Linked DNA regions of Mus musculus: regions 2, 3, 4, 5, 6 and 7 are each linked to region 1. The links are chromatin loops, found by intact Hi-C in ENCODE. Cell type or tissue: left cerebral cortex. All regions are shown on one strand.

Evidence for each region. Peaks named below come from ENCODE experiments on the same cell type or tissue, not always from the same donor. Only the 100,000 strongest peaks of a DNase experiment are listed, where the experiment ranks them.
Region 2: it touches region 1 in a loop (6-fold over the local background); 38 of 42 quality-filtered maps call a loop at or near these places.
Region 3: it touches region 1 in a loop (2.4-fold over the local background); 7 of 42 quality-filtered maps call a loop at or near these places.
Region 4: a loop joins it to region 1, with 2.2 times the contacts of the local background. A loop is called at or near these places in 15 of 42 quality-filtered maps.
Region 5: it touches region 1 in a loop (2.7-fold over the local background); 8 of 42 quality-filtered maps call a loop at or near these places.
Region 6: it touches region 1 in a loop (2.3-fold over the local background); 10 of 42 quality-filtered maps call a loop at or near these places.
Region 7: it touches region 1 in a loop (2.2-fold over the local background); 14 of 42 quality-filtered maps call a loop at or near these places.

What each region holds. Positions count from the first base shown.
Region 1 is chr3:79,195,347-79,199,346 of GRCm38, reverse strand. Gm24150 (a small nuclear RNA gene) reads right to left here and starts at 2,973; the gene lies at 2,870-2,973. It also overlaps a transcript of Rapgef2 not described here. In left cerebral cortex, a CTCF peak has its summit at 2,036 (motif pointing right); DNase peaks (open chromatin) are centred at 536 and 2,064; H3K27ac peaks cover 662 bases.
Region 2 is chr3:78,956,615-78,960,614 of GRCm38, reverse strand. No RefSeq gene overlaps it. Among named protein-coding and RNA genes, the nearest start is that of Gm23440, 21 kb to the left of the region's middle. In left cerebral cortex, a CTCF peak has its summit at 1,626 (motif pointing left); a DNase peak (open chromatin) is centred at 1,583.
Region 3 is chr3:79,148,820-79,152,819 of GRCm38, reverse strand. It overlaps a transcript of Rapgef2 not described here. Among named protein-coding and RNA genes, the nearest start is that of Rapgef2, 5.1 kb to the right of the region's middle. In left cerebral cortex, a CTCF peak has its summit at 1,997 (motif pointing left); no DNase peak of the experiment used is centred here; H3K27ac peaks cover 78 bases.
Region 4 is chr3:79,108,065-79,112,064 of GRCm38, reverse strand. The region is part of intron 2 of Rapgef2 (Rap guanine nucleotide exchange factor (GEF) 2); the gene reads left to right. Among named protein-coding and RNA genes, the nearest start is that of Rapgef2, 36 kb to the left of the region's middle. In left cerebral cortex, a CTCF peak has its summit at 1,695 (motif pointing right); DNase peaks (open chromatin) are centred at 61 and 1,698.
Region 5 is chr3:79,062,585-79,066,584 of GRCm38, reverse strand. It overlaps Rapgef2 (Rap guanine nucleotide exchange factor (GEF) 2), which reads left to right. Exons shown (of 24, transcript NM_001310536.2): 23 at 1-12; 24 at 2,024-4,000. The coding sequence ends at 2,049. Among named protein-coding and RNA genes, the nearest start is that of Gm52609, 7.9 kb to the right of the region's middle. In left cerebral cortex, a CTCF peak has its summit at 1,507; no DNase peak of the experiment used is centred here.
Region 6 is chr3:79,085,151-79,089,150 of GRCm38, reverse strand. Rapgef2 (Rap guanine nucleotide exchange factor (GEF) 2) reads left to right here. Exons shown (of 24, transcript NM_001310536.2): 12 at 349-506; 13 at 1,066-1,306; 14 at 3,023-3,406. Among named protein-coding and RNA genes, the nearest start is that of Gm52609, 30 kb to the right of the region's middle. In left cerebral cortex, no CTCF peak of the experiment used is centred here; no DNase peak of the experiment used is centred here.
Region 7 is chr3:79,098,918-79,102,917 of GRCm38, reverse strand. Rapgef2 (Rap guanine nucleotide exchange factor (GEF) 2) reads left to right here. Exons shown (of 24, transcript NM_001310536.2): 4 at 3,688-3,824. Among named protein-coding and RNA genes, the nearest start is that of Gm52609, 44 kb to the right of the region's middle. In left cerebral cortex, no CTCF peak of the experiment used is centred here; a DNase peak (open chromatin) is centred at 1,932.

The DNA of each region.
Region 1 (4,000 bases):
GGAAACAATGACATCATCAGTACTACTGCTACTACTGCTTGCATTACCAGTCTTCCGTTAACTAGATTCATTGCCAGTGTGTGCCCAGGAGAGATTTTACTTTTATTTTGTATGTCTGTCTGTTCATCTATACTGAATGAACGTTGTTCTTACAACTCTAGTTTGATTTTTAAAAAGCAAACTTTTCACTTCACATACATAAAAGTAAGATCCTCTAGTAACAGCTGCCCTAGGACTCTGCTGCGAGATAGGAGACAAGCAGGGTTGCTGCAGTGCTTTGTGAGAGTCAAGAAGGTCTAACAGAAACAGAGTTTTGGACATGGCATTTTGCGTGAGGGAATTTTCAGAGTGGAAAGTGAACGTCTTTTGTAGAGAGTGGAGAGCAAACAGAGAAGGAGGATTTGTTTCTAGAACAGCTTTAAAATAGAATGTACTAGTTTGCATTCTTAGTTATTATTAGCTTACCATAGTAAAACCTCAAATCCTAAGAGGGACAGTACAACTGTAAAGACCTCATGTCTATCTTGGCACAAAGTAAGTGGCTAGTGTAAGTATTCTCTGATTGAACAATCTCTGCGAATGCGTTCTCGGAAAACACGGCTTCTGTGGGTGAGCCGCAGATTCTCCTGGGAAGAGAGCCATTGTCTCTGTTACCTTTGTGTTTGCAAAGGACACTGCAAATGATGCCTTTGAGTTCTATCACTGCAACGAAACAGATAATCAGCAGGAAGAAGGCTATTGTGTCTCACAGTTGCTCAGTCACTGCTTATGGGTCTGCCGTGAGGTACAGCACATCCTGTGAGGAATGGTGGCTGAGAAGAGTGCTTCCTCTCTGGTGGCCAGAGAGACCGAGTCCACAGCTCCTTTGAAGGATAGAACCCCAGTGACCTAGTGTCAGTTTCTAGGCCCCCCAAGTTAAAGGTTTCACCCCCTCCCAGTAGTAACCCTGGGGCTCGTAACGAATCCTCTAACACTCGGGCCGTGGACGGATACTTGAACTGGGACAGCACCTGCCAGACAAATTCAAATCAGTAGTGATTGAGACCCGTCTTCTCATGTTCAAACCCTTAAATCTGCTGCATAGATTTCCTGATAGGAAGAGTCAATTGCAGGTAATCAGTGGCTATTCAGGAAGCGCGAGTACTCGCTGTCCAGGTTCTTCATCCGCTTTGAGCACCGGTAACCTGTCAGTCGGTGTGCTTTCTGTGATAGGTGACAGGGGGACGGAGTTGACAAACTTCACACACACACTTGGTCTGTACTAATTTGTCTTTAAAGTTGACAGATTTGAAATCACCAAAAGGCCAATCACAGTTGCATGCTCCGTGTCACCACAGACGTTGGCGTCATGCTTTTAAAAGATGGAATAATTATTACTTGTATGCAGTTGTCATTGTACATTTAATCCTGTTGACTTGCCTAAGGCTATGTACGGGGGTGGGGGTGGGGGTGGGTAAACCTTACTGTCTTATGTTTTCAGTATTCGATTTCCCTTGCGGCTGGAGGGATAGCTCTCTCATTTAACAGCACTGCTTACTCTTCCAAAGGCCGTAGGTTCAGTTTCCAGCATCCACATGGCAGGTCAGGTTTGTGTGAGACTCTAGTTCCTGAGGATTCAACACGCTGTCCTCACGTCTCTATAGGCATCAGGCAGGCACGTAGCAGTGCATGGACACATATGCAGGCAAAGGGCCTATACGTGTCAAATAATCTAAAAAATTTAAAAGCTCAAAGCAAAAAATTCATTTCTCTGTAACAGATTAAAATATAATTACAAATCTTCCTCTTTTTTCCCTCTTTTCTAATACAGAGATTTTTAATTTTTCTTGTCAGAAAAAGTTGAAACTAGTTTTGAACCTTGTAAATGGTAGTCTTTTTTACTTGTGCAGACTACAAGGTAATAATAACACACGTGCCTCCTATTGAGGGAGATGTGATGGTTAATATTGTCACTTTGATGATACTAATGCTCTGAATGACTTAACAGCTCCTCTCCTCCTAAATGTGTTTAAGTAGAAATGACTACCACCAGGGGGATGCCTTGAGTCAGGCAGAGCCGTCTGTACAGTGGAATCTTCACGTAGGAGAGCTACTGTCCACAAACCCATAAGATTGTCCTGCTTTCATTTTCTTCTTTCATAAGAGGAAATAAGCAGCTGTCTAGTTACTGCATGCAAATATGTGAAGACACTCAGAGAACACTGTGTGATGGGGAAGTCTGAGAAGAAGGTTCACTGGGGAAGGCTTGAATGGACTGGGTTCCATGAAAGCTCGGGTGTTTTTTTCCTGATTATTATTAATCATCTTATTTGTTTACATTTCAAATGATATCCCCCTTCCCAGTTAACCACCCACAACTCTCCCCATCCCACCCCTTTCCCCTCCCCTTTGCCTCCATGAGGGTGCTCTTCCACCCACACTCACCCACTCCTATCTCACTGCTCTAGCATCCCCCTATGGTGGGGCATCAAGCCTCCACAGGACCAAGGGCCTCCCCTCCCACCGATGCCATATAAGGCCATCCTCTGTTACATATATATCTGGAGCCATGGATCCCTCCATGTATACTCTTTGGTTGGTGGTTTAGTCTCTGGGAACTTGTTCTTACTGTAGAGTTGCAATCTTGCAATCCCCTTCGGCTCCTTTCAGTCCTTCCCTTAGCTCTTCCCTTAGCTCTTCCCTTAGCTCTTCCCCAGGCTCAGTTTGATGGTTGGCTGTGAGTATCTGCATCTGTATTGGTCAGGCCTCTCAGGGGACAGCTATACCAGGCTCCAGTCAGCAGGTGCTTCGTGGCATCAGCAATAGTGTCTGGGTTTGGTGTCTGCAGATGGGATGAATCCCTGGGTGGGGCGGTCTCTAGATGACTTTCCAAAATGTGGAATGCTTCACAAATTTGCTTGTCATCCTTGCACAGTGGTCATGCTAATCTCTGTATCATTTCAATTTTAGTAGATGTGCTGCTGAAGTGAACACCAGTTTGTGGGTTGTTTGTTTGTTTGTTTGTTTGTTTCACTGAAACAAAGGAAAGTATTTCCTACTCAAAAAATTAGACTGGAAAAACAAAATCTGAAATGACAGGTGTTGATCGATCTAAGGAAAATTAAAAACATTTAAATAAACCAGTGACTGTCGTTAACGTAATGTATTAGTGATAAGAGTGCTAAGAGCACCTCTGATATTCAGTAATGATATTTCAATAGGTTGTATGCTGTTGCCTTTTGTGATTCTGTGTGCAGTAGCATGGATTGCTATACCATCTGCTATATAAATTTTGATTTTTGTTGCTGTGGATTATTATCTGATTTCTGTTGTCTTTTTTACTTTTCAGTCCTGATGATATTGGCACCTGCTGGTATATACTTCTTTCTGGTTCCGTGTTCATTAAGGAGTCCATGTTTCTTCCAAGGAGCAGGTATGGTGTAGAGACACAACACAGTGATCTTAAAGCTCTTTCTGCACAATTGGTTTATCTTGCTACTGATATCGTCTACTGATACAAAGCAAGGCAGTACTTTGGCCTGTTACACATATGGCTTTTTTTTTTTTAAATGCTTGTTTTTATGTCATAAAAACTGTTCTTATTTTCTTAGCAAGAGATGAGTGAAAACAGAAACATGAAAAATTGTTAAATGACTATGTTAGCTGTCTTGGGACATTTTTGATCATAGCACATAGCATTAGTTTCAGGTGAACTTTGATAAAGAAGAACTAACCTATGGGAAGCCGTGATAAACATCTGAAGACAGTAAGGATGCTCATTGAGACGGCAAGGGACTAGAAGTGAAGCCAAGAACTGTCTCTGACTTTACTGCCTCTAAGGGCCATATGGCCTCTCGGTTTTACATCTGTGTGGATTGGCTTTGTGCTTCCTCTCCCCGTGACTTTGGCGTGTGTGCGCTGACTGTTGATTTATGACTTTGTGTCGCTAAGACTTATGCTGTTTGACTATTTTCCTTGGATATTTCAGGATGTGATCTGATTGGCTCAGCTGGGCCGCATG
Region 2 (4,000 bases), 240 kb after region 1:
TGGATTTGAACAACCAATCATTGTGCTCTCTCTGAGGAAGACTGTTTCTCCCACTCCAAGTGGTCCTTAGTTGTCTGTAGAACTTTGTGTAGGGTTGAGGTCTTCTGGGCTTTCCCCATCTACTTTGGCATTATCTGTTGATTTGGTTCTTGTTCAGCTCAGGGTTAGGCAGCCATATTGATGGATTTTATGGGCAGAGCTTCTGCCATTCATTCCTAGGAGACACCACTCAGAGAAAACTCTCTGGTCTCACAATCTCTCTGCTAGTTCTTCCAAAATATCCCTGAGCCTCCACTGTGAGCTGTTTGTTTCTGCTCGTTGTGATGGTCCACTGATAGGATACGCTGAAGAGGCAGAGGCAGGAGGATTCTAAGTGGATGGGTTCCTAAAAGAAGTGTTCTGGACAATTCTCTGGACAGGCAAAATGTTCTGTCTTCTTTCCCCATCTGCATTCAAGTACTCATAAATTATTTTTGGTTTTTGTATATCACTTTTCCTGGGAGACATGAACTGATGATGGGTAAGGAACAGATGATATATCAAAATATGGATACTACCAAAGTCCAGCTTGGTGAGCCAGTGGGTTTTATTTATGTTAGTTATAGGAATATGGGTAAAGGGTTATTTATAGGAGCAGAAATGATGTAAACAAAGCTGCATCTAGCCCAGCCCAGCATGAGTGACCACTCACAAAAGCTAGAAACCTGGGGAACACTGATCATCTTACAGGCAGCTCAACAGGCTGGGGAGTGTCTCTTTTAGGCAGATAAACTGATCTGAGCCTCTTTCCAGGCAGCTCAGGTTCTCCGAGAGTGTCTCTCAACAATCCTTACTGCTTATGAGAGACCTGCCAGTGAATCTGTTCAGTTTCAGGAACTTCCTGGAAGTCTTTACCTTATTTACTTCTTGGATCAAGAAGCTTATCTGCAGGACAGAATGTTTCTCTCCCTTGAAAGCATCTCATATCTTAAGAAGCTTTCCTCCAAGATGTAGGGTTTTTTCCTCAGAGGACACTGCTATACAACATTGGTTAAGAAAATATAATTTTGTTTTTAGTGGGCTCAAGTGTAAACTAGAGTTTCATTTGCTACCATCTCTTTAATTCACACTGCATTGGCAAAACCAGTATGTATTTATTGGTCTGTTAATGTTGGCATTAGTCATGCTTGCTGGTTGTACTCTTCAGATGGCTAGGATAAAGATAAGTAATAATTTTGCTTTTCTGTAATAATGGTTTCTGTAACAATGCGGTCTTACTTGAGGCTTGACTTTATGATCTATTATGATGCAGAATATATGAGCTCTCAGACTTCCAGTCCCTTGTTGTAAAAAACAGCATCCCAGAGTACAGATGTGAGTTAAGTGTCTGTAGAATGTGTTTACTTTTATGTCTTTGGCTATGTGTGTGTTTGTACATCTCTGTGCTTGCTTGTATTAATGGGTATTGTTTGTTTCTTGCACACAGATACATATAAATATATGTTAGTTGTGTAGAATTGTTGTGTAAGTGATGTAGATTTGGCATGCATGTGCATGGTGTTTCTCTGTGATGTCAGGTTTGAAAATCCATGGTTGCTGGCTAAGCACTTTGCACAGAAAGGTAAAGACTACCCTCTAGTGTTCAACAGGAGACATTGCCCTGCCTCAGCAATGTCTGAATTGCCTTAAATAAAGTTGACTCCAGGGATGCTGGGTTGTTCCCCCCATCTACAAGACCATGTGTCCAGGCCTGTTCTTGAGATGCACAAGAGGACATTGGTTTCTGGAGTTTAGTATTTGTGAAACAGCGAAGGCTCAATGAACAGGAAGCTGTTTGATGGTGTGGAGTACAAGTAATGATAACAAAACAAACAAACAAACAAACAACAAACACCACTCCCCCCCAACCCAAACAAACAAACCTCTCATACATTCTGGGACTGATGCAGGGTCACTTAGGAGCTGAAGGGACAGGGAGAGGGCGAGTCACACTAAGTTTCTATGAGACAAGTCAGGGGCAAGGTTGTAGAAACATTTTTTTTCTGCAGTATATAAACTAATCCCTGGTCTTTACAGTTGCATTTCCCTGTGTCCAAGAAGGAGGCTCTGTAGTGTATGATTGTCTTATGGCCCTGCCTGGGCAGGGCTGGGGTTCATTGCTTCTTGAGCATATGGGAGCTGATAATGTCAGGAACTGAGCCCAACTAATTATGTACTCTGTAATGTGATTCTCTAAATACAAGATGGGTGCCACTTATCCATTTACAAGATGAGAAAACTGAGTCCCAAAAAGCTGCATAACCCACCCAAGTTCACAAATTTGAGACATTTGAAGGTCAAAACAGCTTCCTTATTCACTACTAGCAATTTCAGAGTAAAGACATGCAAGCAAGGGCAGGGAGCTTGCTTGTAATTTATCACAGTGGAACAAAAGTACCAGGGCCTTAAGAAAACATGTCAAAGTCTTAGTAAGTGTGTAAAACCCAACCTTTTCAATAAGTGATTGCCTTAGGGTTTTAGTGCTATGAACAGACACCATGTTCAAGGCAACTCTTATAAGGACAACATTTAATTGGGGCTGGCTTACAGGTTCAGAGATTCAGTCCATTATTATCAGGGCTGGAGTATGGCAGTGTCCAGGCAGGCTTGACACAGGTGGATCAGAGAGTTCTACGTCTTGTTACAAAGGCAAACAGGAGAAGACTGGCTTTAGGAAGCTGGGATGAGGGTCTTAAAGCCCACACCCACAGGGTCACACCTACTCCAATGAGGTCACACCTCCAAATAGTGCCACTCCCTGGGCCAAGCATATACAAACCATGACAGTGATGTTGAGAAAATAGTTACAGATCCACACATAAAGATGAACCTTTATTTTATATCACATATAAAAATTAAGTTGTAATGAGTCAGAGACAAAAATTTGAAACTATAAAACAGTTAGGAAAAAGCCATGGGGATAAAGCCTTTGCCATTGGCTTTGAGTTCTGCTCACCACAGTACAACCAATATGCTCATTCCTTGATGCTGGTTTTAGCAGTGACTTCCAGAACATGACAGGGGAATTATGAATGATTATGGAAGAAGATGTAAGGTAAATTGGGCTTAAAATTGAAAATGTATGCACACCAGAAAATATTATAAACAGAGTATCAAGGTAATCATGGGTGGAAGACAGGATTTGCAAACAGAATTCTTATCGGCATTGAGAACTAGGAATATATAAAGACCTCCCCCAGCTCAGCAACAAGCCCTAAACAGCCTTATAGGAACTAAGAAAAGGGACAAAGTGAAGATGCCCACTGTCCCCCTTCTCAAAACAGTACTAAAAGTTCTAGGTAGACCAATTAGGAAAGAGATGAAAGGTAAAAAGGAAAGGAGGAAGTTAAGTTGTTTAATGAGGGCACAATCTTATGTGTAGAAGTCCCCATGAAAAAACTGGAAAACATAAATTACCTAACCCAGGAAATTTGTAGGGTACAAAAATCAGTGGAATTTTTATTCATTGATAATAAGCTGAGAAGGAAAGAAAAATATCTCCGTTAATAATAGCAAAATAAACAAGTAAATAAATTAGTGAAATGTTTAGGGATAAAGTTAGTCAGAACTTTGTGTCCGAGGTCATAAGGCACCAATGAGAAAATAAGAGAGTTATTCTATGTCCACAGCTTTAAAGGACGGATATTGCCTACCCAGAGTGATCTACAAATTCAACACAATCTATTAAAATCCCAACATCGTCTCCTAGACATAAGAAAAACAATACCAAAACTTGTATGGAGTCCCAAAAGGGCCAGAGTTGTTTTGTTTTTGAACAAAAAGAACAAAGCTGGCGATTTCATGCTCATTGGTTTCAAAATATGAAGTCTGTGTAATGAAGACTGAGTGCTGCCGTCATACAGACAGACACATAGATCAGTGCCACCCTCCGAGGACCTTTGAAGTAGTTAGATGGAATGAGTCTCTTCAGTAAGGGCGGGATTGGGAAACTGGGGAACTGTATGTAGAAGGATGAAGTAGG
Region 3 (4,000 bases), 47 kb after region 1:
TGTCAGGCAGTGTGCCGACTTCTTTTGTATTATATCATAATTAAGTTATTTTTAATAATGAATTGGAAGCACCATTTTATAGATTAACTCTGTGAGCACTTCCAGTGAGATATGTGAAGGACTAGTCTGAAGTATATTCAAGGATGAAATAGATCACGTGAAAATGTAAGATTAAGATATAAAAGGTTTATCAGAAGGGATCTGTTGGTTCAACTCTATAGTCTCAATTACTTGGGAATCTAAGGCAGGAAGAGCGCAAATTCAAGGATTACCCTGAATTACAGAGTAAATTCAGGTTCATCTTGGGCAACTTGAAACCATATCTTCCTCCTCCTCCTCCTCCTCCTCCTTCTCTTCCTCCTCCTCCTCCTTCTCTTCCTCCTCCTCCTCCTTCTCTTCCTCCTCCTCCTCCTTCTCTTCTTCCTCTTCCTCCTCTTCTTTTATTTGCACACTTAGAAAAGTTGTACACAGAAACTTAACATTTGTAAAACAGATCTGTTAGGGTGACATTTTTATTTTTAAACCATTAAGATTGATCGAGAAATAAAACAAAAACATAGTAAAATGTGAAACCATTTCTTAAAAGTAAAAAGAGGCCTGGGATGTTTCTCAGTGGTAGAGTGTATGCATAGCATGTACAAAGCGGGGCCAGGTTCAATCTCCAGTACTACCCTCCACCACCAAATCAACTTTTCCTCTTTGGAAGTTTTTCTTTTGGGGGAGGGGTGTGAAGAAAGTGTGAGGACTCATGTGTGTTCCCGACTGCATTAGTTTACGTGTGCGATGTGAGTATAAGTGTATGTGGAGGCAAAAGAGGTCTCCTGGAACTGGAGTTAGGAGTGGTCGTGAGTCCTCTGATGCTCACATCCACTGTAACTGTATCCTTTGTAAGTGCTTATCTTAGTCAGGGTTTCTATTCCTGCACAAACATCATGACCAAGAAGCAAGTTGGGGAGGAAAGGGTTTATTTGGCTTACACTTCCATACTGCTGTTCATCACCAAAGGAAGTCAGGACTGGAACTCAAGCAGGTCAGGAAGCAGGAGCTGTTGCAGAGGCCATGGAGGGATGTTCTTTATTGGCTTGCCTCACCTGGCTTGCTCAGCCTGCTCTTTTATAGAACCCAAGTCTACCAGCCCAGAGATGGTCCCACCCACAAGGGGCCTTTCCCCCTTGATCACTAATTGAGAAAATGCCTTACAGTTGGATCTCATGGAGGCATTTCCTCAACTGAAGCTCCTTTCTCTGTGATAACTCCAGCTGTGTCAAGTTGACACAAAACTAGCCAGTACAGTGCTCCTAAGTATTTGTAAATGGTGCTTTATTTTCTCAGAAAAGGGATGAGAAGAGATGAGAGCCATGCCCAAGCTTTGTGAGTACATGGCTTGGGCTGAACCCAGAGCATTTCTGTCTAACTATTGCTAGGCCTAGGCCTGGAAGCTTCCAGCCTCTGTGTAATCTAATCTTCTGCAAGCCCAGGCCTTGAAGGCTTCAGCTTCCAGCCTCCCATCTACTGACCTAGGCTATCAATAAATACTACAGACAAGCCCACTACTCTAGGCCTAGATATTTCAGCCTCTGAGACTTACTGTTAAATTAACCTCCCCTTTCTAGCTCTTTCTGAACTCTAGCTGGTTGGTTCAACCCAGTTGTTCTGGCTCAAACTCCTCCCAAACCTGACTGATTCAGAATTGGTTCCCTGACTTCTGACTGCATTGCTCTGCTTGAAAATACTGCTGCCTCTGAGTTCCATGAGCTGAGCTGCATTGAGTGCACTGAGGTACAAACTGACGAGAACTGTACAGAACTGCAGGGACGCAACTGAACGCAACTGCATTGAACTGAACGGCACCAAACTGACCCAAACTGAATTCTTTCTGAACCTCTTACATTGAGATGGCTCAGTGGTAAAGAGCACTGACTGCTCTTCCAGAGGTCCTGAGTTCAATTCCTGGCAAACACATGATGGCTCACAACCATCTGTAATGGGGTCTGATGCCCTCTTCTGGTGTGTCTGAAGACTGCAACAGTGTACTCATATACATAAAATAAATGAAATCTTAAAAAATAAAAAGGTGGTCTCTCTTCCTGTCCTCGTGAGAGTTGGGCACATCCTATCTGTGACTCATTCTGTCAGATCTTTCACTTTGTCTGCCCCTAAATTAGATGTCACACTTTTAAACACGGTTGCTTCCTACTACAAACTAACTTCATCTTCGTTATTAGGGACTAAAGGTGTGTTGTGTTCCAGCTGGATCATACAGACCTAGAAGGACTTTGGAAGTGATCCCTTGCCAGAGCAGCCATGTTGCTGGATTAAAATGTCTCTAAAAAGTATTGATGCTGAAACGTCCCATTTTCCGTAAGGCCAAGCAGCCACCTGGTGGCCTGGGATCACCTGGTCTCTACTCCAAGAACTGGGGTTCCAGGCAAAGCTGTGCTGGGAATTCAGACTCATGGCCTCATGCTTTCCTAGCAAGTCCTCTTACCCACTGCACCATCTCCTTCGCTCCAGACCATAGGATTTTTAAATGTCACTTGTTTGGGGAGCAATAAAATATTAGGAATCGGATTTGCAAAGTTTCTGATTTTTTTTTTTTTTCAGTTTTCAAAGAATAACTTCTTTCTTCCTTTCTCACTGTCAAATCCCCTATTTCTGTAATTTTCCCTTTCTTGTGAGGAGAAGAGACAATGAGTCACTACTCAGGCATAGTGGTATTTGAAAACTAGACTTCTGTAGCCTTGTAGCCCTCTAACTTTGTGTCTTACAGACCTCTTCTAACAAAAGATAATTGTATAGTTTTCTTGTATCTTTTGGGCTTAACTGTTTTGGAAGCTTATTGTGAGCCATGGTTAATATTAAGAACCAAGTAAGTTCTAAATATGAGTAATAAATACCGATAAGAAGAACATACTGATATAGCTGTCTCTTGTGAGACTACGCCGGGGCCTAGCAAACACATAAGTGGATGCTCACAGTCAGCTATTGGATGGATCACAGGGCCCCCAATGGAGGAGCTAGAGAAAGTACCCAAGGAGCTAAAGGGATCTGCAACCCTATAGGTGGAACAACAATATGAACTACCCAGTATCCTGGAGCTCTTGACTCTAGCTGCATATGTATCAGAAGATGGCCTAGTCGGCCATCACTGGAAAGAGAGGCCCATTGGACTTGCAAACTTTATATGCCCCAGTACAGGGGAATGCCAGGGCCAAAAAGTGGGAGTGGGTGGGTAGGGAAGTGGGGGGGAGGGTATGGGGGACTTTTGGGATAGCATTGGAAATGTAAATGAGGAAAATACCTAATTAAAAAAAAACATAATGTGTCTTATCAATGAAATGAGCTTAATGGGTAATTTGAGAGATGGTGAATAGAGAAGCAATTATCTTGTGAATTTAATTTTTATTTAAATTTTGGTGTGTATTTCTAACTTTTACAAATTTAACTAAGTAAACTTGCATTATTTACCGAAAAAAAAAAAGAACATACTATTTTCCTCAATGTCAGAGGAATAGATATAGTAAATATGTTAGAAGGAAAAGGCATGAAGGAATTCAACAGAATTCCATTTAGCTGGGGTTCCTTTACATTAGGGAGGTTCCTGAACAAGGTATTCTACTTTTTTAACATTGTAACTAGAATTTAAAAGTTTTCACTTCCTCACACAGCAGAAGGGGTTTGTTTTGTTTTGTTTTTCTCTGTTGAATGTTACTAAGTGTAGATGGCTAAGAGATGAGGTAAATAGAACACAGGTCAGGGCTTCTCACTTCTAGGCCACATAGTTTATCTGTGCTCATATAAACCTGTACTATAGGATTCTTCTAATCTTTGGTTCACTTTATTTCACAATTCGTACCTGACATAATTGTGTCAACGTGTAAGAAAGTGTGGCTGATAAACTTCCAAGTTGTCAGTACTGAGTCTTGAGGTATGAGTGTTGTAGGCATGAAGCCAGACCCTGAAGCTGTCACGCCAGTACAGAGAAGCTTCCGTGCCCGAG
Region 4 (4,000 bases), 87 kb after region 1:
TGGCCACGAGGTGTTGTGTATGTTTCGCAGGCTTTGCGCTGCTGGGTGTGTTTTTGGAAGCATCTCTACGGCTGCGCTGTTACCAGTTGGCAGAATGAGAGTGCTGATGAGGGAGTTGGTTCTCGGTACTCTAAATGTTTCATTCATTCCTCTGTGGACAGTTGCTATAGTCTGACTCAACTAAAGAGCTGCAGAATTATCATTTTATGGTCATAGCAACAGACAGAACCCTTTTTTTTCCTCCTCAAAAGTAGTTTATTTTAGAGCCAAATATGAGTGACTATGGCCTGGGAGATTCCGATTTCCCAGTTGGTGCTGAGTAAAAGGTATAAAACCTGGGCACATGCAGACAGTACAGGCATACATAGTGGGGCAGAGAGGCAGACTGTGAAAGACATCAAAGATCAGGTAGCTTCTGTTTCCGTTTTGTTGTTGTGTTGTTGTTTTTTTAAGAAAGGGTTTTTGTGTGTAGCCCTGGCTGACCTGAAACTCATGCTATAGACCAGGGTGGCCCCAAACTCAGAGATCTGCCTGCCTCTGCCTCCTGAGTGCTGGGCTTAAAGGATATTTCGGGAGAGGGGGGTTCGTTGTTTCTTGAGTTATTTGTTGACTATTATATGAATGAAAAAAATTTTATTTTTTTTAAATCGTTTTGAAAGGAAATCCTTATCAAAGTCTATGTATATGATATTAAATTTTATAGCTTAAGGAAACATTTATCTTACAAGTCCAATGAATGTTGTTTATATAAACAAGTAACATTTTAAAGTTTTAAGAAACATTTTATGGACCCAAAGTTGCTTTTTTTTTTTTCCAGTAGCTTTTAAGAAATTGAGAATATTCACATTTGTAAAGCAGTATATGTTTTCAGATCTTTTTATGTATCACCAAAACACTTAAATTTACAAATATATACACAGGCATTTTAATGAGACATGCCAAAAATAAATTAAAATAATTATTTTTAGAATGCAAGAAAAACTAATGAGAAAAATTGAAGTGACCACAAGTTTTATTGCATAGCTCTTCTTTGGAAACTCCATACCTCCCAAAATACATATGAAAACAATCATCAGAGACTCACATAATAGAGTTACATGAAATTCAGGTATACCCAGAAAAAAAAATGACATTTTAATCTCCTTGTGATTTAGCAAGGTTCTCTAGCACCAAAGATCAAAAGTTGATGTTTGTCCTGTAGATTTAAGGCTGTGTCTTCTGCTGTTGTTAAGAGTAACTAGCAATAGAGTATCTTAAAATGACTTTCTCAATGTCTTAATTTACACGAACACTAAATTATATTTCCCATGTTTAAGCACAAGGGTTAGGAGCAAGAAAGACTCTAAAGAAGAAAAAGGACATGCCCAAATATGGGTATGGACTTGCCAAGGGAAAGTGCTCTTTACAAATTTTAATATAGTGAGGAATCTCTTTTCTCTCTGACTTTATTTTAAATCAGGCCATAATAATCTTTCCTTTTTTAATGCATTTTGCTCTGTTGGGAGATAAAGAGCAGAGGCAAGCTCAGAGAAAGGGAGGAAACAGCACAGGGCTGTCCTCAGAACTTATCTTTCGTTCAAGTATAACATCTAAAAATTGTTACTTGATTTTGTTTTGTTTTATTTTGTTTTAAAAATGATGTGTATGGGTGTGTTGCCTGCATGTCTGTGCACCATGTGCATGCAGTGCCTGCAGAGGCCAGAAGAGGGAGCCAGATACTCAGGGACTGAGGTAAAAACTTGCTTGTTTTGTCGGTTCCAAGAACTGAACCCAGGTTCTATAGATGAGTAGCCCGTGCTCTTAACTGCTGAGCCATCGCCTTTTAACTTAGATGTAGTTTTTACGCTCCTGTTACATTTTATAAATTAATGATTGTATTTGTGCTTTTTCGATGTTTTTAAATTCCAATTAAACTGGGGTGTCATATATATATATATATATATATATATATATATATATATATATATATATATATATACATATATATATATATATTCCTAGGATTAACATAGTAAAATGGATTGCAGATAGTAAGTGTTCCCCCAGAAAATATAAAACCCAAGTTACTTTACTTTTAGATTTTTCCATTTTTCTAATATTTGCAATTCGAATTAACACACTTCCCAAATATAAAATCAGGTGTAGTACCAAAAGAAAAATCTGGTTTTCTCCAAATGCTCCTCTCTTCTCTGTGCTAGTTAGAATCATCTTCAAGTTGGCGCAGCCTGTAATTGAGTGTTAATTGAGTAACTGTCTCTATCAGAGTGGTCTGTGGACATGTCTGTGAAGGATTGTCACAGACATCCTTGGTTCCTAATTGATGCAGAAGGGCACCTCACCATTCCTTGGCCAAATGGCTCTCAGCTGTGTAAAAATGCTAGGTAACTAGGAGCTGTGAGCAGCCTTCCTCCATGGCCGTCTGCTTTGAGGTCATGTTCTGACTTCCTTCTGTGGTGGACCATGAACTGGAGGTGTAAGCTAAAACCCTTTTACTCTCCAAGTTGCTTTTGGTCAGAGTGTCTTATGACAGCCACAGAAGGAAAATCAAAACAATCCCTTAAATTAATACATCAAATGCTTTCAAATTGATCAAACAAACACAAATGGATACCTTAAACCAGAGGCTTCAAAAGCAATCCTGACCCAATAGGATCATAAGCCATTGATATAAACAGATGGGCCCTCAGCCAAACCTAGGAAAGCCAGACTCCCAGAAAGAAGCACTCCAAATTCACCTTCGTAGGTAACCTTGGACACAAAGGGCCTGTGCTGTTGTATTGGTCGCTGGCTCCGATTGGGGTGATTTCCTCCTGTGAAAACATCGTTTTGGGGCTCCAAGTTGAGTACCTTAACTGCTGACACAAAATCAGCTCTCACCTAAAAGGGAATAGGAGATCATGTTAGAGCCAGATATAAGTGATCATTGGCCAGAAACAGATTCAGGTTACCTCAAATCCATGTTCCAATATTGTAATAATCGCATAAGGTTGTATAGTAACAGAATAAAGAAATCAAGACTATTTTTAAACACATTGGTGGAAACACAGGGTAGTCAGGTTCCAGAAAAGTGAGGAAATCTTACCTATAGCTCTGTCCTGGATAGTTTTGTGTCAGCTTGACACAAGCTAACGTCATCCAAGAGGAGGGAGCCTCAATTGGGAAAATACGTTATCAGATGGGGTTGTAGGCAGGCAAGCCTGTAGGGCATTGTCTTAATTAGTGACTGAAGGGGAGGCCCAGCCCATTTTGAGTTGGGACACCCCTTGGCTGGTGGTCCTAGATTCTATAAGAAAGTAGGCTGTGCAAGCAAATGGGTAGCACACCTCCATGGCCTCTGCATCAGCTCCTTATTCCAGGTTTCCTGTCCTGCTTGAGTTCATATCCTGACTTCCCTTCAGTGATGGACTATGATATGGAAGCTTAAACCACATAAGCCCTTTGTCCCTTACCTCTGCAAGTTGCTTTTGGTCACGGTTTTTCTTCACAGCTGTAGTAACCCTAACTAGCAAGGTCTACGGTGCATACTTAGCTTTTTAGTTGTTGGAAGCTAGTGTTCTGTTTCTGCATGCCAAAGGATTTACCTAACAGGCAGAAAGATGTCAGGTCACGTACAGAGGCAGGTGACAGATGGCTCCTAGGGAGCCAGAGCGTAAAGCCCAGGTCGGTTGGCTCTGGACTTGCAACCTTCCAGCATCTCTATCATTGAAGTTCTGATCAGCTTTGCAAAAGGTTCGGTGGAAGCTGTTCTTTCTAGGAATGTTGGTTCACAGAAACATTTCCTTATTAAAATATGTATTGAATATGGCAAAACAAAGGTATTAATTAAGATCAAGCCATTGAATTGTTTTTCAATTAATATATTTTGTTTTATGTTTAAAATACATTTGTGTATTTATCGGGTACATGCATGCACATACACATGTGGAATTCACAGGACAACTTGCAATTGATTCTCTCCTCTGGGATACAACTCAGGCCATCAAGCAGGGTGACAAATGTC
Region 5 (4,000 bases), 130 kb after region 1:
CGGAGGAGGACGGTAGGCTTCCCTCACACCCCACCTGGGCTCCTGGGGTAACCCACTGGCAGCTTGGAGGAGTGGGGGCGGTGGCTCCAGGAGTTTTAATTGCATGTTGTAGAGAGCTCTTTTTGTTTTATTTTTTCCCCCTCTTTTGCAAGAGGAAGAACTTATCTTTTGAATGGTTTAAGGACTGCAGGGATTATCAGAATCGCTTGTAAGAAGGTGTAGACTTGATGGGAGTCTCCCCCAGCCCCTCCCTGCTGCTAGAGGTAGAAGCCAGGACCTAGGGGGTGCTAATTCTACAACACTTAGTAAAGCTAAAGTTTTTTTTGTGGCTCTGTTTTAAGGATTAGAGTAAAAATCTCTGGTTGTTGCTCATTTCAAGAATTCAGAGAAACATCTTTGCCTATTGAAGCGCTGCTGGTTCCGTTTCCAGTGGAAGCGTTGCAGTTGGCAACTTAATAGGTAGAAAGTGTTGCCTCGCTTTGAGTTTTCTTTATTGTGTCGAAGTGGCTTGAAGTGCTCGGGGTGGTTTATTTTAGTACACAGCCGTTATAGCAAAGTCTAAACATAATAAATGGAAATTACAATCGTTCAATTATAGATAAATAAATATTGATATTTTTGTATATTCCCCTGGAATTTTTTTTTGTAGTTTTTATTTTATTTGTGTCTGAGTGTTTGCCTGTTTAACTGTAGTTAAAAAGTGAGGGGCTTAGGGTTGAGAGAGAGTTCTGTGGCCAAGAGCTCTTGTTTCTTGGCCAGAGGACCAGAATTCAGCCCCCAACACTCATGTGGACATCTTAGAGCCCCCAGTAACTCTAGATACAGTAGATCCAACACACTCTGCTGGCCACTGGATCTCGTGTGTGTGTGCGTGCGTGTGTGTGTGTGTGTGTGTGTGTGTGTGTGTGTGTGTGTGTGTGTGTGTACATACAGAATTTTAAAAACACACTTTTTAAAAAGGAAGGCCTGGAGAGATGGCTCTGTGGTTAAGAATGTAAACTGCTCTTGCAGCACACACAGTTCAGTTTCCACACCCATGTAAGTGTGGCTCACGACTGCCTAAAATGGTAGTACAGGAAATCCAGTCGTTTCTTCTGGCTCCCAGGGACAACTTTGCTCCCATGCATGTACCTCACACAGAAGCAGGCATACATAGAAATCTTGGAAAGGTTTTAGAGCTTAAATAAATTTCACTAATCACTTTCCAACCAATAAGCATGTCATGTACATAATTTTATTTATTTATTGCTGTCTGAGTTTGGTTCCTTTTTCTGTTATAAAACCAATCTGACCAAAAGCAACTTGGGGAAGGAAAGGGTTTATTTATTCCATCTTACATTCCAGGTAACAACAGTCCATCATTCAGGGAAGTTGGAGCAGGAACTGAAGCAGGGTCCTGGGAAATACTGCTTACTGGATTTCCCTCAGGCTCACATTCAGCTCATATAGGCCAGGCCTACTTTCCAAGCGATGGCACCACCTGCAGGGGGCTGGACCCTCCTGAATCAGTTAGCAATCAGGAAAATGTCTAACAGGCCATCTAATGGAGGCAGTTCCTCAAGTTGAAATTTCCCTTTTCCAGGTTAATCAAGGTAGCAGACTGGCCATCACAGTTATTACTGTATATAAGACAGTAGGCTGGACCGGCTTCAGATACTTACTCCTGGCTCAGCTTCCTGGGTGCTGGAATTATGGACCTAAACAACCACACCCAACTGCCTTTTTAATAGTTTTTATAAACCAGGTATGACAGTGTACAAATTTCATCCCAGCATTTGGGAAGCAGAGGCAAGAGGATCTTGCCAGTCTGGTCTACATATGGAGTTCTAGCATAGCCAAAGCTACATAGAGAAACCCTTTCTCAACCCACCCCCAAAGATATATACATATATTTTCGTGGATATTGTGGATATCTGTTAAGATTTGCATGATGTACCCATTTTGTTGTTTTTGTGCATGATAGCACAGAAAAATTATCTACTTCTTGATTCCTTATTTTGTTTTCTCCCTGCTGTGTTTGCAGAAGATGAACAAGTGTCTGCTGTTTGAGGCCCAGGCTCCTTGATCCACAGTGAGCCACCCAAAGGAGAGCACAAGAAGACGTCCCAAGCCTTGGAGCCTTGGCACGCACATCTGAGGATGGTGGACCAGTTTGCCTCCTTCCCTGCCTTAAAGCAGCATGGGGCTTCTTCTCCCCTTCTTCCTTTCCCCTTTGCATGTGAAATACTGTGAAGAAATTGCCCTGGCACTTTGCAGACTTGTTGCTTGAAATGCACAGCCCAGCAGCCCCTGAGCTGCTGCCTGCCACGTCACGCAGTATCATTCCAAATTCCAAGATCGTCACAAGGCGATTCCCTCTGGCGGCCCTTCTCCATGCCTGGAAGGAGATTCCAATCTTCCTCTTAGATTTCAATCCAGTCCTAGCCCTCGATCTCATTTGGAAGATGAGAAAAGCTAGCCTTTGAACTACCCGGGGTCTCGAACCCACCAAGGAAGACAAAGACTGATATGAAATCCTTTGAGTACAGTGCTTGTCCACTTGTTTACAATATCCTTTAAAAAAAAATAAGTTTAAAGATTGTGTTCAGAGAGTAAATGTTATATCCATTTTATGATTACAGTATTATTTTGAACCTTAAGTAGGATTGCCAGCCTGGGTTTCTGAAAAACCAAATATGCCGGACAGGGTTTGGCCGCACCAAGGGAAGACCTGGGCAGTGACCCTGTCTTCCCATGTCCTTCTGGCCTTGCCCGTGAAGTGCCCTATCCCAGAAGCATCAAACGTTAGCCAATTACTTAAATACCAAGACTCCTCACCTGCCCCTTCCCCAGTGGGTGAGGCTCTAATGTAAAACAGTTTGCACATGGCCAGGGGAGGGAACTAGGACTTGTGTGTCCTGTCTGAGCCTTATGAGGCAGGATGGTGTTATTTAAGAGTGTGTCCTGCTCAATTACAATGGATGGCAACCCCTGTTTTTAAGTTATGTTTGTTTGTTTTTTTGTTTTTGGGTTTTTTTGTTTTTTTGTTTTTTTTTTTAGTTTTGTTAATTTAGGGTTTTAGAGCTTTTTGTTTTTATTTTTTAAAAGAAACATTTATAACTGGATAGCATTGCAGTGAGGCAGCTTGGGGTGTTGGAGCGAATGCCAGCTGTTTGTACTGCTCTTTCAAGACAGCCTCCCCTTGTTGGATTGGCACCAGAGAGTATGTCTTTAAACATGATTAAAGGTCACAAACATGGTTAAATACGCCAGCCTTTGCAAAATGGTTAGTCACCAAAGGCTGACCTGTAAGTGGCTTTGGGGACGCTGCATATGGAGAAGGCCAAGTGTAGCGCCCGTCTGCTCATAGCTGCTGCTAGCCCTAGAATGACTGAAAATGACCCCGCCGGTCTATTCTTGTGTTGTTTTTGCACAGACTCCGGAAAAGTGAAGGCTGCCAATCCGAGTAGTACTCAGATGTGAGGGGCTGCTGATCTTGGATTTTTCCATTAAATTCAGCTGATCATATTGATCAGTAGATAAACGTAAATAGCTTCAAATTTTAAAGGTCGAATTGCAGTGTTTTTTCACTGTGTCAAACAATGTCAGTGCTTTATTTAATAATTCTCTTCTATGTCATGGCGTTTGTCTACTTGTGTATCACATTGTCACTTACGCATTTGTAATTTTCCATGTAATATGCATTATTGCCAGTTTTACTCTATAGGCTATGGACCTCATGTGCATATAGAAAGACAAACCTCTAGCTCTACCACAAATTGCACAGATGTTATCTAAGCATTAAGTAATTGTAGAACATAGGACTGCTAATCTCAGTTCGCTCTGTGATGTCAAGTGCAGAATGTACAATTAACTGGTGATTTCCTCATGCTTTTGATACCACTTGTACCTGTATGTCTTTTAGAAAGACATTGGTGGAGTCTGTATCCCTTTTGTATTTTTAATACAATAATTGTACATATTGGTTATATTTTTGTTGAAGATGGTAGAAATGTACTAT
Region 6 (4,000 bases), 110 kb after region 1:
CTGGCATAGTGAACTCAAGTGGATTTTTTCCCGTGTACTTTGTCTTAGGTTCATTTCCATTCCCTCAGTCAGATATAGCAGCACATTTCCTCTTCTGTATTTTTGTACTAAAAACATAAATAATGGTTATGGTTATAACTTATTAAAAAGACAGCTTGTAGAGAAACCTACTAACTGTTTAAAAGATAGTGAGCTGGACTGAATATGTTTCGCATCATGAGCCTTAACAGTTTTCAATATTTTTACATTAATTGCAAGTTTAAGTGAAAATGGCTTATTTCATGATCTGTAGTGACTTAGAGCCTTTACCTTGCTAATAATTAATTTTTTAAAATCTGTTCTTTTCAGTGATATTGGGATTGGTCAGTCTCAAGATGATAGCATCGTAGGACTGAGGCAGACCAAGCACATCCCAGCTGCCCTGCCTGTCAGTGGAACGCTGTCCTCCAGTAACCCTGACTTGCTGCAGTCACACCACCGGATTCTGGACTTCAGCACTACTCCTGGTGAGCGCCGCAGCCTTTCTGCCAGTTCAGAGACCTTTCTCTTTCAGATGCAGTAGTGACATTGTATGCATGTTTGGCAGTGGGGCATGGATGGTTTATTGTTCACCAAGATTCAGAACAAGCCTCAAACTCAACACTGGGACTAGTTCTTGTAGTATTCTGAAAACCATTCTGATGTGGTTAAACCTTTGATAAAATGAAGAATAACGTACTCTATACTTATTACTAAGTTATACCTAGTAAATAAATCAGGAGGCATATTTTCGGTAAGCTAAATGGGCTCTTCTTTATAATGAAGATTATCTGTAGATGGAAATTTTTTGATACTCTCACAAATGCATGTATGTGCTCATTTTGATATGTGTTTTTTATATTTTGTATGTGCTCGTGTGTAAAACTCATGCACTTGTCTTTTGACAATGTAGTTATCAGTGAGGGAAATGTGGCTTTGCATGTAGCATGTCACAACTCTGTCAGGGAGGGAGATGGTGTGTTACTCTAATCACATTGCCATCTAGTAACATTTATTCTGCTTCTGTGTGGCTTCTCCTTCCCCTAGACTTGCCAGATCAGGTACTGAGAGTTTTCAAGGCTGACCAACAAAGCAGGTACATCATGATCAGCAAGGACACCACCGCAAAGGAAGTGGTCATCCAGGCCATCAGAGAGTTTGCTGTCACTGCCACCCCAGAGCAGTATTCCCTCTGTGAGGTCTCAGTCACACCAGAGGGAGTTATCAAACAACGCCGACTCCCAGATCAGCTTTCCAAGCTTGCCGACAGGATACAACTGAGTGGAAGGTACAGTCTGTCTCACCAGAGTTCTTCCTTCTCTGAGCCCGCATCCTTGAAGAGACTAGCCCGGTGCTGTTGCGATTGCTTTGTTTTTACAATTGGTGAAACTTGAACCCAAGACCTTGCCAACTGAGCACTCTTAGGGAAATCAGTCCCATGAATAAATTGGGTTCTTTGTTTGCTGGCTTTTTGTTTTTTCCCCCTTCTAATTTTCTTTAGAATGTCATTGTTCTTGACTTTTACCTGGTATGAGTTTAAACCATGACTTTCTAACCTTGTGCTTTCAACTTGTGATTAAAACTCCCTTGCATGTCATGTCTCTTCCCAGCCCCAGCACTAATAATACTTCTTAGGGGGTCAGAGGTGAGGAGTCCCCTGCATATACACTGATAGGTCTGTAATCCTGCAGATGGCTACTGGGTTTCAGCTTTGCTTCCCATTCACCACTCAGGAGAGCCTGGGTATCAGAGGAATCACAGTGGAGCACATTAGTCTGTACCCATCAAGGCACAGGCTGTCTCTTACCTGTCCTAAATGTCTTGTGAAGTGTGTAAAAGACCAGTTAGTAGGACCCTCACTCTGCTTGCTCTGTGTTCCTAGAGTTTCATGTGGAGAAGGCATCTGCCTGCCAATAAGTGGGGAGAGAGAAGCTACAGAGCAAATATGGGGGTCCTATTTTCAGTGAGTTCCTTAAAAAGGTCACAGTACCATCCATATTGACCAGCCATTTGGCTGCAAATGCCTGCTTGCTATTCTGACAAATTGGGGTAACACCTCCCACTTCCCTAGAAAATCTAGATACTTGAAAGTTAAAACCTGGGAGTAGGAGAGATGACTTAGCAGTTAGGAGCACTTGTTGGTCTTGGAGGGGACCTGGGTTCTGTTTCTAGCACCCATGCGATGGATGGCAGTCATCCAGTTCTGGGGTAGATCCTATACCTTCTTCTGACTCCTGAGAGCACTAGGGATACATGTGGTACACATACATGCATGCAGGCAAGACACTCACATGTAAAACAGATCTATAAAAATCTGTTTTAAGATCAAATAGAGGAAAACAAACTGCTTTGGGTGTCTCCTCTCCCAATTGTGTGTGTGTGTGTGTGTGTGTGTTTGTGTGTTTGTAGGTATGTATGTGTGTGATGTGTTTGTATGGCCACATATTCTGCAGTAAGTGTGTGGAGGTCAGATAACAATTTTGTAGCCTCAGATCTCTTAGCTTGATGAGTATCTGCCTGCTGAGCCATCCCGCGAGCTCAGTTATTAAGTCTTCTAAGCATTAAATAAATAAGTAAACTTCATTTGAGCTAGTGTAGACCCAGCAATTGGCAGATTCCCTCTTCACTAGGAAACTGAGCTATGACTTGAGTTGATGTTTATCTAATCTGGTAAATAGCTCTCTTCTGTCACCTTTGGCAAACAAGCTAGAAGTATTTCAGTGGCAGGAGTGGGGGGTGGGTCGTGGGGAGAACACACTACAGAACTGGCACAAAGGAATTTCCCATGGATTGCTCAGTTCTGCTTACCTAGTGCTGCTGTGAGCTGGTGGCACGGGGTGGTATCTGTACTGCCCGTGATGGATGAAAAGAACTCTTACACCAGTCTCTTAGTCCTCCCCCACCCCACCCCCACCCCCCACCCAGGGAGCTAGCAATGTTCCCTTTAGGAGTCCCACAGGCTTGCCGCTCAGCTTGGCATCTGAAGAGCTTCTGTTTCTTTCAGGTATTATCTGAAAAACAACATGGAAACAGAAACGCTTTGCTCAGATGAAGATGCCCAGGAGCTGCTGCGAGAGAGCCAAATCTCCCTCCTTCAGCTCAGCACCGTGGAGGTTGCCACGCAGCTCTCCATGAGGAACTTTGAACTCTTCCGCAACATTGAGCCTACTGAATACATAGATGATTTATTTAAACTCAAATCAAAAACCAGCTGTGCCAACCTGAAGAAATTTGAGGAAGTCATTAACCAGGAAACATTTTGGGTGGCTTCTGAAATCCTGCGGGAAACAAACCAGCTGAAGAGGATGAAGATCATTAAGCATTTCATCAAGATTGCCTTGCACTGCAGGGAATGCAAGAATTTTAACTCCATGTTTGCAATCATCAGGTAAGAGGAGCTGTCCTAGGTGAAACTGACTTTATTTATATATATATATATATATATATATATATATATATATATATATACACACACACACACACACATACATATACATATATGTATATATGAATGATAGATTATATATTATACATTATATAATTATATATTATATACTTGTACGCTCACACATATATAATATATATATATATATATATATATATATATATATATCAGTGTCAGAACACCATGTAATTACCAATATATATTAGTTCATAATTGACCCTGTGTGTGTGTGTGTGTATGTGTTTTGTTGGTTTTGTACAGCCTCATGTACACTAAGACATAAGACGTAAGTGATTCAACAAGCAATTCTTTATTTCTGATTCAAAATCTTAGTTTTTTCTTCAGAGGCTGATGGGTTGTGATGATTTGTACATTCTCTGCCCCATGGAATGGCACTATTAGGAGGTGTAGTTTTGTTGGAGTGGGTGTGTCGCTGTGGGTGTGGGCTTTAAAACCCTCATCCTAGCTGCCTGGAAGCCAGTATTCTGCTAGCAGCCATCAGATGAAGATGTAGAACTCTCAGCTCCTCCTGCACCA
Region 7 (4,000 bases), 96 kb after region 1:
TCTGTGTGAGAATAAATAAAAGGAAAGAAGAAAAGTAAGTGGAGTGAACTTTGGGAAGCAAGCCAGCAAGCAGCCCTCCTCCATGGCGTCTCTTCAGTCAGGCCTCCGGGTGCCTGCCCTGACTGTTTTCAATGGTGAAGCATGACCCGAGAGTTGTAAGGTGAAGTTAAAACCCCTAACTAAGGCAGAGTGGGCACCAGGATTGGGGTATTTCATGACAGACCTGAGCATGTTGAGGGCAGAACTGTGGAAAGAGTTTGGACCACTGGACTAGAAAGTCATTGAGCTTAATGAGATATTGTGTGTGGTGGTAACTCTGTCCCTGCCTCCAGCCAGAGAAACCGTAACTAAGACCGATTTGTGCTGGTTGAGCCCTGAAGTGCCCCTCAAAATTAAAACCATTAGGGGAGTTATGTCTCCCTTTTAATAGGAGCAAGACTTGTTTCCTTAATAGTAGCTTTGCGTTTGAATACACATCCAACTCTGACCTTTTTTGTGTAAGATACTAGGTGATCACCAGGGCCATCTCCCACCCAGTTCTAGGGTCTGTAAGTACCTCTGCCAGTCGCAGGCGACTTGTGTGTTGTGCCCTTCACTAACTCTTTAAGCCTGTACATGTTTGAAGGAGAATTCAGTGAGCTCAACTCAGTGAGATTAGATAAGGGAAGGTGCGAGTAACTTACTGCTTTTGTTTTAGTTTATGCAAACACACTTGTGGGAAAACCGGCAGTTTAAGCTGTATGCATATAGTGGGAAATAGAAAACCAGCCCTTTGATTTCATGTCTAATGAAGTCATTTGCTGGAACTGCAGACGATTTAGAGATGAAGAGCCTGTGCTGGTAATCGTTCATTCATTTTGCTCCTGTGGCAGGGACTTTCTAGTTCTTGGCAGCTCAGGATGAAGAGGAGAGATTGGACCTTGTCCTGCTCTAGGCAAGGGAAGCTACAGCTTGCAGCGGAATGTGTGCTGTGGGGCAGGGGAGATACAGCAGATAGCATGGGCTCTGTGAGGGGAAAGGAGCAGGGACTAGGCTGACAGAGTGTTGTGAGACAGATCTTTCCTGGGGAGATGGCGTGTGTCTACTCACCCCGGGTACGGAACAGGAGATAGAGGAACAAAGTCTAACTTGATGGGCCAGTGAATTTTATTTGGGGGTTACTTACAGGAACATGGATGGCTCAAAAGCATGCTATTACTGAAAAGCTAAGGAGACCTGCAACCCAGGAAGCTGGACATGGTAGAGACTCCTTTCCTCGGTTTGGCTGCCAATCACTTCCCCCAGCAGTTATGGCATCCGTAACCCTGGAAAGGATCCTGGTGAATCTATGAGTTTAGGTTTCCTAACATGTGAACCATGAAATGTGTTTACCTGCTGGGTCCCAGACGCCCCACCCCCTGCTGAAGGGAGTGGTTCTATTTAAAGACAATCTCCACAGAAGGAGGCAGAAGGTTGCGCCAGGGGAATGGTGGTCATACAGTTTGGCTTCCTCGGGTCAGACATATCATCTGTTTCCAATTGCTACTATTCTTGTTCTAGGCCAACATCACAAACAAATCTATCGACTATCATTTCTAGTAAAAGTCTATATGTTCAACATACCATCTTATTTTAGAGTGCTTTCCATGGGCATTTTAAAAGCCTAAATACTGCTTATAAATGCATTGATTTGAAGGCCTCCTTTTTGTAAACTGACTGGTGCACCTTCTCTTTTTAATGTGTTAATTTTAGAATGGTTGTAAGAAATTTAAAATTAAAGTATGTACAGTATGTCTATTGTTCCTAGAAACGTAAGACTTACTTAGTATCTGAAAAACCTTTCTGAGAATTCCTGGAAAGCAAGCGCCCTTCATAGTCCTACAAATAAACGCAAAGCTGGCTGGCTGGCTTCTAACAGGAGCATCTCTGCGATGGCTAACCTTTATTTGATAACATTACTCAGCAGCGAAGTGACAGAGCTGATGTGGGTGCTCGCATGCACAAATGAGCATTTAAGTTAAAGTTGATGAAATTGCTGATATTTTTTAAGAACTGCAAAAGAAAACAACTTCTCCTTGGGTTCCCAACGATCACTGGATGTGTGTCCTTGTCTCAGTTATTTTGAAGAAAGTGAATTTATCATAGTTGGTTTTGCTCCATAAACCATGCCTTTTAGATACGAGGTATTTAGTAGTTGTGGCTTTTGTGATGTGGGTGCTGAGAATTGAGCTCAGGCCCTTTGCAAGAACAGTGCATGCCTTTTAACTCCTAACGCTCTCTCCAGTCCCTGAATATGGTATTTCAACTGAATCTGGGAATGGCTTACATTTAGTATTAGACCCTTTTTCTCTCTTTAACCTTTGTTCTTACATATGATGTCGACATTTCCTATCCAGTTCTATTTTTTAATGCTAGATAATCTTTTATTGTCTCATATTTTTCTTATAGTTATTGAACTTTGCAGGAAAACGTGAGAACTTTTGCAAAGGGACAGAAAGGGTAGAATGTGTGGTCTGTAGGGGGAGGGGTGGTAGCCATAGAACAGTCTAGAAAGAGCAAGGCATTTTGTGATGTGGCAGCAGAGGATCGCGACGCCTTTGATCCCCTCTAGGTTTAACATCAGAGGGCCCCTGAATTTCTCAGTGTAGAAACTTCTGCCTTTGTGTGATTTGATGTGGATCATCTATTGCAGAATTATTTTGTTGCAAGATTAAAAAATTTTATGGCCTGGCATGGATTTGCATGCCCATTCCAGAAGTAAGATTCACTAGACAGACTTATTCTTCCTATAAGATGTATTTAAGATTTCTCAGAAGATTGTCATATCAGATAGAGTCAGTGGGTACCACCCACCACTGATTACCAGAGCCACCCATGTATTGAAACCTTCTGCCTAGGGTTTGAGATACAGAGCTAGTCAGTCTTGGCATTACCTGCCCAAGATAGAAGCCCTTCAGTCTGTCTTCCTGGAGTATTTCTTTCTTCTTTCTTCTTCTTCTTCTTTTTTTTTCCTTTTTATTAGCTATTTTCTTCATTTACATTTCAAATGCTATCCCAAAAGTCCCCTATACTCTCCCCTCCCTCCCCAACCCACCCACTCCCGCTTCCTGGCCCTGGCATTCCCCTGTACTGGGGCATATGATCTTTGTAAGACCTCTCCTCCCATTGATGGCTGACTAGGCCATCCTCTGCTACATGTGCAGCTAGAGACACAGTTCTGGGGGGATTTTTGTGCTTCCTCTTTAAGGACTTCTACCTGTTTAACTGTGTTCTCCTGTATTTCTTTGAGCTGTTAATGTCCTTCTTAAAATCCTCTATCAGCATCATGAGATATGATTTTATATACAAATCTTGCTTTTCAGGTATGTTGGGGTATCCAGGACTGGCTGAGGCGGGAGTGCTGGGTTCTGATGATGCTGAGTGGTCTTGGTTTCTGTTAGTAAGATTCTTACGTTTGCCTTTCGCCATCTGGTAATCTCTGGAGTTAGTTCTTATAGTTGTCTCTGGGTGGAGCTTGTTCCTCCTGTGATTCTGTTAGCCTCTGTCAGCAGTCCTGGGAGTCCAGCTCTCTCCTGAGTCTCAGTGGTCAGAGCACTCTCTGCAGGCAAGCTCTCCTCTTGCAGGGAAGGCACACAGAGGTCTGGAGCTCAGCTCAGTATTTCTTTCTGAAGATGTGTTCTCAGTATAAATTACGGTTTTACCTTTCAGAACAACTACTGGAATTTATGCACCAGCTGCCGGCCTTTGCCAATATGACGATGTCAGTAAGACGGGAGCTCTGTGCCGTGATGGTGTTTGCAGTGGTGGAAAGAGCTGGAACCATTGTGTTAAACGACGGAGAAGAGGTCAGCAGGGGTTTCTACCGCCTAGAAAGCTCGAGGATCAGTGACACCCAGACAAAACCTTGTTCCTGTTTTTTCCTCTTACGAACTTAGCAGGGATGAGTTTGAGTAGATGGAAACTGGTGTCCACTCAAACATTCCCTTATTCATCCAAGATCCATTCTTCTATTTCTCATGTG